Regions from separate parts of the Homo sapiens genome. Here region 1 is linked to region 2. The links are chromatin contacts, found by Hi-C in ENCODE. All regions are on one chromosome and are shown on one strand. The core of a region is the stretch at or near the end of the contact, and the rest is flanking DNA. Distances in the headings are between cores, read along the strand shown. Region 1 overlaps EPB41L5 (erythrocyte membrane protein band 4.1 like 5). Region 2 overlaps SCTR (secretin receptor).

Evidence for each region. Hi-C counts contacts between places; a loop is a spot of excess contacts on that map. Pooled maps may share reads with other maps.
Region 1: a map with no recorded cell type shows a loop between it and region 2 (4-fold over the local background). The contact joins two enhancer-like sites. A Hi-C loop is called at or near these places in 2 of 37 single-sample maps with no recorded cell type and 2 of 50 pooled maps.

The regions. Positions count from the first base shown.
Region 1 is chr2:120,176,075-120,179,696 of GRCh38, reverse strand. EPB41L5 (erythrocyte membrane protein band 4.1 like 5) reads right to left here. Exons shown (of 25, transcript NM_020909.4): 25 at 578-3,622. Among named protein-coding and RNA genes, the nearest start is that of TMEM185B, 46 kb to the left of the region's middle. RefSeq lists an enhancer at 2,464-2,563. Within about 2 kb of position 1,681, at least 2 of the 41 ENCODE cell types and tissues checked have a DNase peak (open chromatin) inside an H3K27ac peak, as active enhancers do.
Region 2 is chr2:119,486,270-119,489,453 of GRCh38, reverse strand. All of the region lies in intron 2 of SCTR (secretin receptor), which reads left to right. SCTR-AS1 (SCTR antisense RNA 1) reads right to left here. Exons shown (of 2, transcript NR_147847.1): 2 at 2,108-3,184. Among named protein-coding and RNA genes, the nearest start is that of SCTR-AS1, 11 kb to the right of the region's middle. RefSeq lists enhancers at 1-811, 1-2,397. Within about 2 kb of position 1,598, at least 10 of the 41 ENCODE cell types and tissues checked have a DNase peak (open chromatin) inside an H3K27ac peak, as active enhancers do.

The DNA.
Region 1 (3,622 bases), core at 432-2,931, 690 kb before region 2:
GGGCCTCTCTCCCAGGCAGAAAACAGAGGGGAGAGGGAAAGAGAAGACTTCCAACTTTTCTCAGCTTTGCCAACACCCATATGGTGCAGTATGACTCTGCCCAGCAGAAGTCCTGAAACCAACCCAGGTGGCACTGTTCCTCGCTGGATGGTGCAGTGCAAACCCAGAGAAGGCTGGGGACTGGTGGGCGCCAAGAGAAGGAGAAGTCAACACCTGCATACTCTACCACACGCTGTGACACACACTTCATGTGCCATTTCAGACAAAAAACCTGAGGTATTAAGCAGTAGAGCCCAGATCCGATGTCCAAAGCTGTGGTGATACTGCACCATGCTGTCCTTGGAATGACCACCGTGCCTTCCAGGATATGCTGGGGATGACCAATGAGGTTTTCAACCTTTGAAAATGCCCCTACTCCCAAATTTACACCACAAAAACATGGAAATCAACCTAAAAACAGTGCGGCTGCTTCTGCTCACTTCCTCAGGTTTGTACCAACAGTGGATCTGGTCTAACTCTGTTGAGGTCAGCATGTAGGAATCACAGTTCCAAGAAACAGAAACAGTGCACAAAAACATGAATGTCTCACGAAGGTTTATTTGAATAGAGTTACATCTAGAGTTCTCATTTCAGTGTACAAACAACTCAGTGCAGTGTTTCTAATACAAGTCATATAAAACTGGAACACACTAAATGAATAGTGCACTTGATAGAAAAATAAATTACACTTTAAATGCTACTGCAAAGTTTTACACATATAAAAGGTAAACACAAAATAGTTAGTGAGACCCTCATAACCACTTATCATATCCAGATAAGGAGATAAAAGGGGCAAAGGAATCTGTGCTATAAAAAAAAATCTCTCTGAAGAGGAGAAATCCTGACAAGTAACTGAATGATCATCTCAAGCAATGTGGTGACATAGGGACTTACAGATCGTATCTCTTAGAACTGGGAAGGAATCATAGCTCTACCAATGTGTTAACACAACCCAGTTCAGCTCAGGGCAAATTTCTATAATTCAAACAAATGTCCTCATACTAACGCCTAATATGTAGGAAAAGTTTCCAACTTTCTTCTGACCACTGAAGAGGTACAGTGTTTAAATTTTTGAGAGGATAAAAAGGACAAATAATCTAGAAATGTGTCTTCTTCAGTCTGCAGAAGACCCCAGGTCTCCAAGCAACCACATGGTCAAGGGCATGAATAATTAAAAGTTGGTGGGAACTCACAAAGACCCTCAGAGCTGAGACACCCACAACAGTGGGAGCTCACAAAGACCCTCAGAGCTGAGACACCCACAACAGTGGGAGCTCACAAAGACCCTCAGAGCTGAGACACCCACAACAGCACCTCGTTCAGCTGCCACATGTGTGAATAAGGATGCAATGTCCAGAAGTGTTGGCTGCCTCCAAGTGACAGGTAACACTGCAGAACCTATCTGAGGACCTGCCAGCCTCCCGTTTCACGCAGCCACTCTGCTGCTCTACAAAGTTTCACATCAGGGGTCAGCGGCTTTGTAAAGGGGACTCCGCAGGAACACAGCTGTGCTGGGGCTGCTGCTGCTGTACTGCGCCAGCAGAGCTGAGTGGGACAGTATTTACCATCTCTGGTCCTTTACAGAACAAGACTGCTGACTCCTCTCAATGACAAGACAAAAACTCTGCTTCTCGAGACTCTTACTTAGAAAAATAGCAGATTTTTCTCTCTGTGACTGATAAATAATTCTGCTAACAAGACTTCTGAAGGAAATCTTCATTTTGGGGCTTAGCTAAGAGAAGAAGAGGTGCAAGTTTTAGCCAGAAGTGAGAAGCATAAGATAACAAGTAGTCCAGATCCAAGAACCCAAGAACAACTCAGGGCTTTCATCCTTAAATCTCCATAGGATATCTGTGATTGTACAAAGGCAAAGGCTAGAGACAAATGTTAGGAGACTATAAGAAATATTTTTAAAAGTTTTTTCTTAAAACAATGTATAAATGTTAAGGAAGTAAGCACACAAGGAACAGAATCATTCCTCTGTTCAGCAGTGTCTCCTGAAGAGTAGGAATGAAATGACCATGACCTCCTGTGTGTCAAAAGATGATGCTACTGACATGTCACAAATTAGGTCTCACTGATTAATTTACAAGTTCTCAGGCAAAGTCTAGAGCAGGTAACTGAAACCTTCACGTCTTATTTTAAACCATCCTGTCAACTCCCACTTCCCCTATCAGGGCTATGAAATGGACTGAGTTGAGGTTCCTCTCCTGTCTGCCCGCAGGGAGGCAGCACTATCTGCTCCCCGCCACCCCACCGTGCTCCGTCCGAGGCGTGCACGGCAAACCCTCAGCAGTGCCCCCGGCTGCCCCTTCTCCAACCTCAGCCCAGTCTCACCAGCCTGCTTCTCACCCACTATCATCTCCAACCTTTCTCTTTGAACCCATCAAGGATGCCGGCACACATGCCTCTCTCTTCTCAAGAGACAGACATCTCCCCTTCCCTACCTGCCACATTCGTAGACCACCTCAGCCCTGCCTCTCCCCACCACACTGTTCTCAGGGGAGCAGAACAGGAAGAGCTGTTACAGCAGCTCTGCGCATGGCAGCAGCAGCAGCTATGACAGGAAACCAATCCCCAACACGCATTTAATCTGTCGGGGCCAATTCAGCATTCAAGTATGAACTTCCGTGTTTGCCACTTCATGTCAGGGCATGAGACAAAGTTTCCTCTGAGCTTGAAATTCAAGTGAATTTTAACAAAGTCCCTACCAATATTCTAACTGTCAAGAATACAGGTATCCAACGACATAAAGGTCACAGACTATGTCCAACTACCTAATTCCTAATTTTAGGAAGTTTAAAATAAGGATGTTGTCACCTCCTGAACTGGATGGGAGATTTAGGTCTTCCAAGGCATAATGCCTCAGCTGCTCTGTGGTGAGCAGCACAACGGTAACCCTGTAGGACATCTACGGTTGCCAAGACACTGAAAATTTGATGCTCATTCCATCATGTCCTGGGTCAAGCCCCTGGTTCTAGGTGTCACCTTCAGCTTTGAGAAAATATGTCCTATAATTAAGAACTGGCAAGAGCCCCACCAGTGAAACTCAGAAGCTGTTTTTAGCATAATGGCTAAGGGGAGGCAGCCAGCAAGAAGTGTTGACTTTCCTTCTGCAAAAATGTTTTGTGCAAACGTGGGTTCCAATCACTACAGCTCCCTGGGAAACAGTGCAAGATTAAAATTCCTGAGCTTTCCAGTCAGACACTAGTGTGCGTTTGCCTGGACACACGATTATGTTATAAGGAGCCCAGGAAAGTCCAATCCATGAAGTTTTAAGGATCTAAGACTGGATGTTCTTTTATGCTAAGCAGTACAAATTAGTGCTTAATTATATACATATTGCAGGACAGAAAACTAGAAAGCAAATTCCAGGAGGTATAGCTTAAGATCAGTTCTCCATAACGAGGGATTAACAACTTTACCAATATGGTTTCCACATCATCCTTCTTCCCCATGGCAACCGAGGTTTACCTTGTTCATTCGAAAATTATAAAGCTAAATAGCGTTATTTCTGGGTATTAGAATTACAGATGGACATTGCTATACTTTATTTTTCTGTGATGAGTATATATTATTTTAA
Region 2 (3,184 bases), core at 349-2,848:
CACAGGGCTTGCCAGACCGAGTATTCAGTGTGTGTTTGTTGACTGACTTACTGAGTGAATGAGGGCAGATACATGACTGAGAGCAGGGAGAAAGGATAAAACAAAAGACAGCTGGCCCCAAGGAGAGAGTGGGAGATGAGGTGGAGCCTTGGAGGCAGGTGAGGCCCCCGCAGAGGACACAAATGCCACCAGCTGCCCAACTTGTCACAAATTAGCTGAGGCGAGCAACGTGGTCCTGGTCACCGGTGGAGGGATGCTTTCCAGGGTCTAACCTTGGGGGAGAGAGGTGAGTCCCTGTCTTCCCTGGCCTTCCCCTATGGAGTGGTGAGCCGGCTCTGCCTGCCCCACTCAGGCTCTGACTAGTGACCACGCCAGATGGGGTTCCTGCTCCCCTCTGGGCACCCAGCATTCCTGTTGGGCTCTCACGGTTCGAGGAAAAGACTCTCCCCGTGGCGGCAGAGGGTCTGCTGTGAGGCCACTCACTGCTGGATCTGACGAAATGAGCAGGGCTGAATGCCAGGCAGAAAGCAAATAGAGTCAGCCGGAGTCGGTGCCACTCTTCCTTTATGGGGCTCTTGGGCTAGAGGATTCTCCCCACTCCTCAATGTGCCCATTTTAAAGTGGGGAAAATAATCTGATCAACTTCATGACGCTGTTGTGGAGAATAAGTGAATGACTACCTGAAGAAGGCAGAAGCTCCTCTCATGGCCTCTCTGTCCCAGCCCTTCGGTGCAGCCAAGCTGACCTCTGCCATGAATGGCTGGTGTTCACTTAGGCCCTCAGCCCTGCCTGTGGGTGGCGCCTCTTCTGCGAACCTGTTGCCCAGTCACCTTACCAATGCCAAGTGCACATTCACATTACTCCGGGAAGTTGCACCCACGTCCATGTCTCAATTCCAGGTTGACCGATCTGAGCAGAATCGGTCATCTTTCTTCCCTAAGGCTCCCCATGCAGTGAACCAGCGCTTTCCGCCAGGTCCTGACCGTGCATCCAGGGCTGAGAAAGCTCACTGGGGATTCCTGCCTGACTTCTGCCTCACACTCACTGGGGGGACCTGGGCAAGCCCTGACCATACCCCTCTCTTCCGGACCTTACTCTGCTTAAGAAAAGGGCTCCCCTGGCTTTGCAAGAGCTGTGGTGTCTGGCCAGGCCCTGGCGGCTGAACCAAGGAGGGCCAGCGTGCAGGTGGGTGAAAGGGTGGCTCAGCTGGCCCCCCACCCATCACAAACAGCTGTCACTGGGATCTGTTTTGCATAGTGACCTTCTGCAGTGTGCATTTAGGAAAGGGGATCTGTTACTTTGAAAACATGGTTTTAAAGCTCCAAAGAGGCCCAAGGACTCTGCCTGCTGGAAAAGTCTTCAGATCTGCCCCACTGAGGGGGTCAGAAGCCAGGGCCAAGGGCTCCATCTGGGAGTGTGGAGCGGGTGTGATGTCTGAGGAAAAATCCCCTAAAAGACTAAGAGGAGAAATGGCCAAGGCCTAGATCTGGTGTCCAGGGGGCCTCTCCCAGCACCGAGACTCTATCCTGACACCTGTGTGGGGGGAGGGGCTGCTGGGGCTCTCCGTTGAGGGTGCAGGGTTAATGGTTAAGCTCCCTGGGGTAGAGGTTAATGTTTGAACGCCAGACCAGTCACAGGAAACACCACTCAAGGAGCTGTCACCGAGCCCGCCACACTTATCACAAATAAAAAATTAACTCTTCAGCCATTCCGGGTTAGGTGGCCAAGGTCTTACTGGCATTTTCTGGGAACGTTTCAGGGTCACCCTAATAGCTGCACGGCCTGCCCCACAGGGCTATTTATTACTTTGTTTACAGAGGCCAATACCCCCTCAGAGCTGGCAGGTGGAAGGGCCATGGCTCTCCCCAGGGGAAGAATGTTCCAGAAGGACAGTGTGGTGACAGGAAAGGTGTGGGCTTGACAGTCAGACAGACCTGGGCATGTGTCCTGCTGTGTCACACAGGTGCTCTGTGACCTTGAGCAAGACACTGGTCCTCTCTGAGCCTTAGTGACCTTGCCTTCAAGTGGGGTCATGACATCCCATTTTCCTTCTTGTCTCTACCTGCTGGTTGCCCACTCCACAGAGCATGGGTCCAGGAAAACAGGCTTTTTATTTTGTACCTTTTTTATTGAGGTGAAATTCACATAGCGTTAAATTAACTGTTTTGAAGTGAATAATTCAATGGCAATTAGCACTTTCATAGTGCTCTATGCAGCCACCAGCTCTGTCTCATTCCAAAATATCTTCATTACCCCAAAATAAAATCCCTGTACCCATTAAGTCATCACTCCCCTCCTTCCCTGTCTGCAGCCGCTGGCTATTACTAATCTACTTTCTGTCTCTGTGGATTTGCCAGTGCTGGACATTTCATATCAACGGAAGCATTTGCTATGTGACCTTTTGTGTCTGTCTGCTTTTGCCGAGAATAATGTTCTTGAGGTTCATCCACGGTGTAGTATGAATCAGTTCTTCACGCATGCTGGCTGTTAGTGCAGTTTTCTCTAACATTCCTAGCTCCTTTCTGGAGTTGCCTGGCCCCCGATGCCCTCTGGCAGCCACACCGTGGACCATCCTCCACGGCTGCCCACAGCTCACCTCTGCCCATTCTTCCCTTGGCACCACTGATCTTGGCTCATTTTTCCAAAATATGGCAGCTTATGTTTGTATAACATTCTAGGCAATTTAAATTTTTAGTTCTTAAAACAACTGTGCAATAAGCACTATTATTACTCCCATTTCATAGATGAGAAAACAGGCTCCAAGGGGCCCAGGATCGCACAGAGCCGAAACAGGACTCAGCTTTGCCGTCCAGTCTAATCAAACACAGCACAACTGAGCTGTGAATGACTGATAACCTTACCCTCCCGAGAGAAAGGTTTTCCATTAGAGAAAACAAACAAAGACAGAGATTGCTGCTGGCAATTAATCCTTAATTCGCTTGAAAGGTGGTATGAAATGAAGAGCTTTAGGTCAGGTGAGGAAGAGTTCTCGGGTGGATGAGGAGGGTTCTGTGGAGGTGGCACACACTTTGTGCAGTCTCTGGAAGGCGAAGGACTTAGCTCCCCGTGCTCAGAAGCTAGCCTGGGGCTGGCCTCCTGGACATAGATGGGCCAGCCTGCTCCAGAGAAGTGGCTGCTCGGCCTCAGGGCTGGAAGGGTTCTTCATCTCATGTAGTGCAGACTT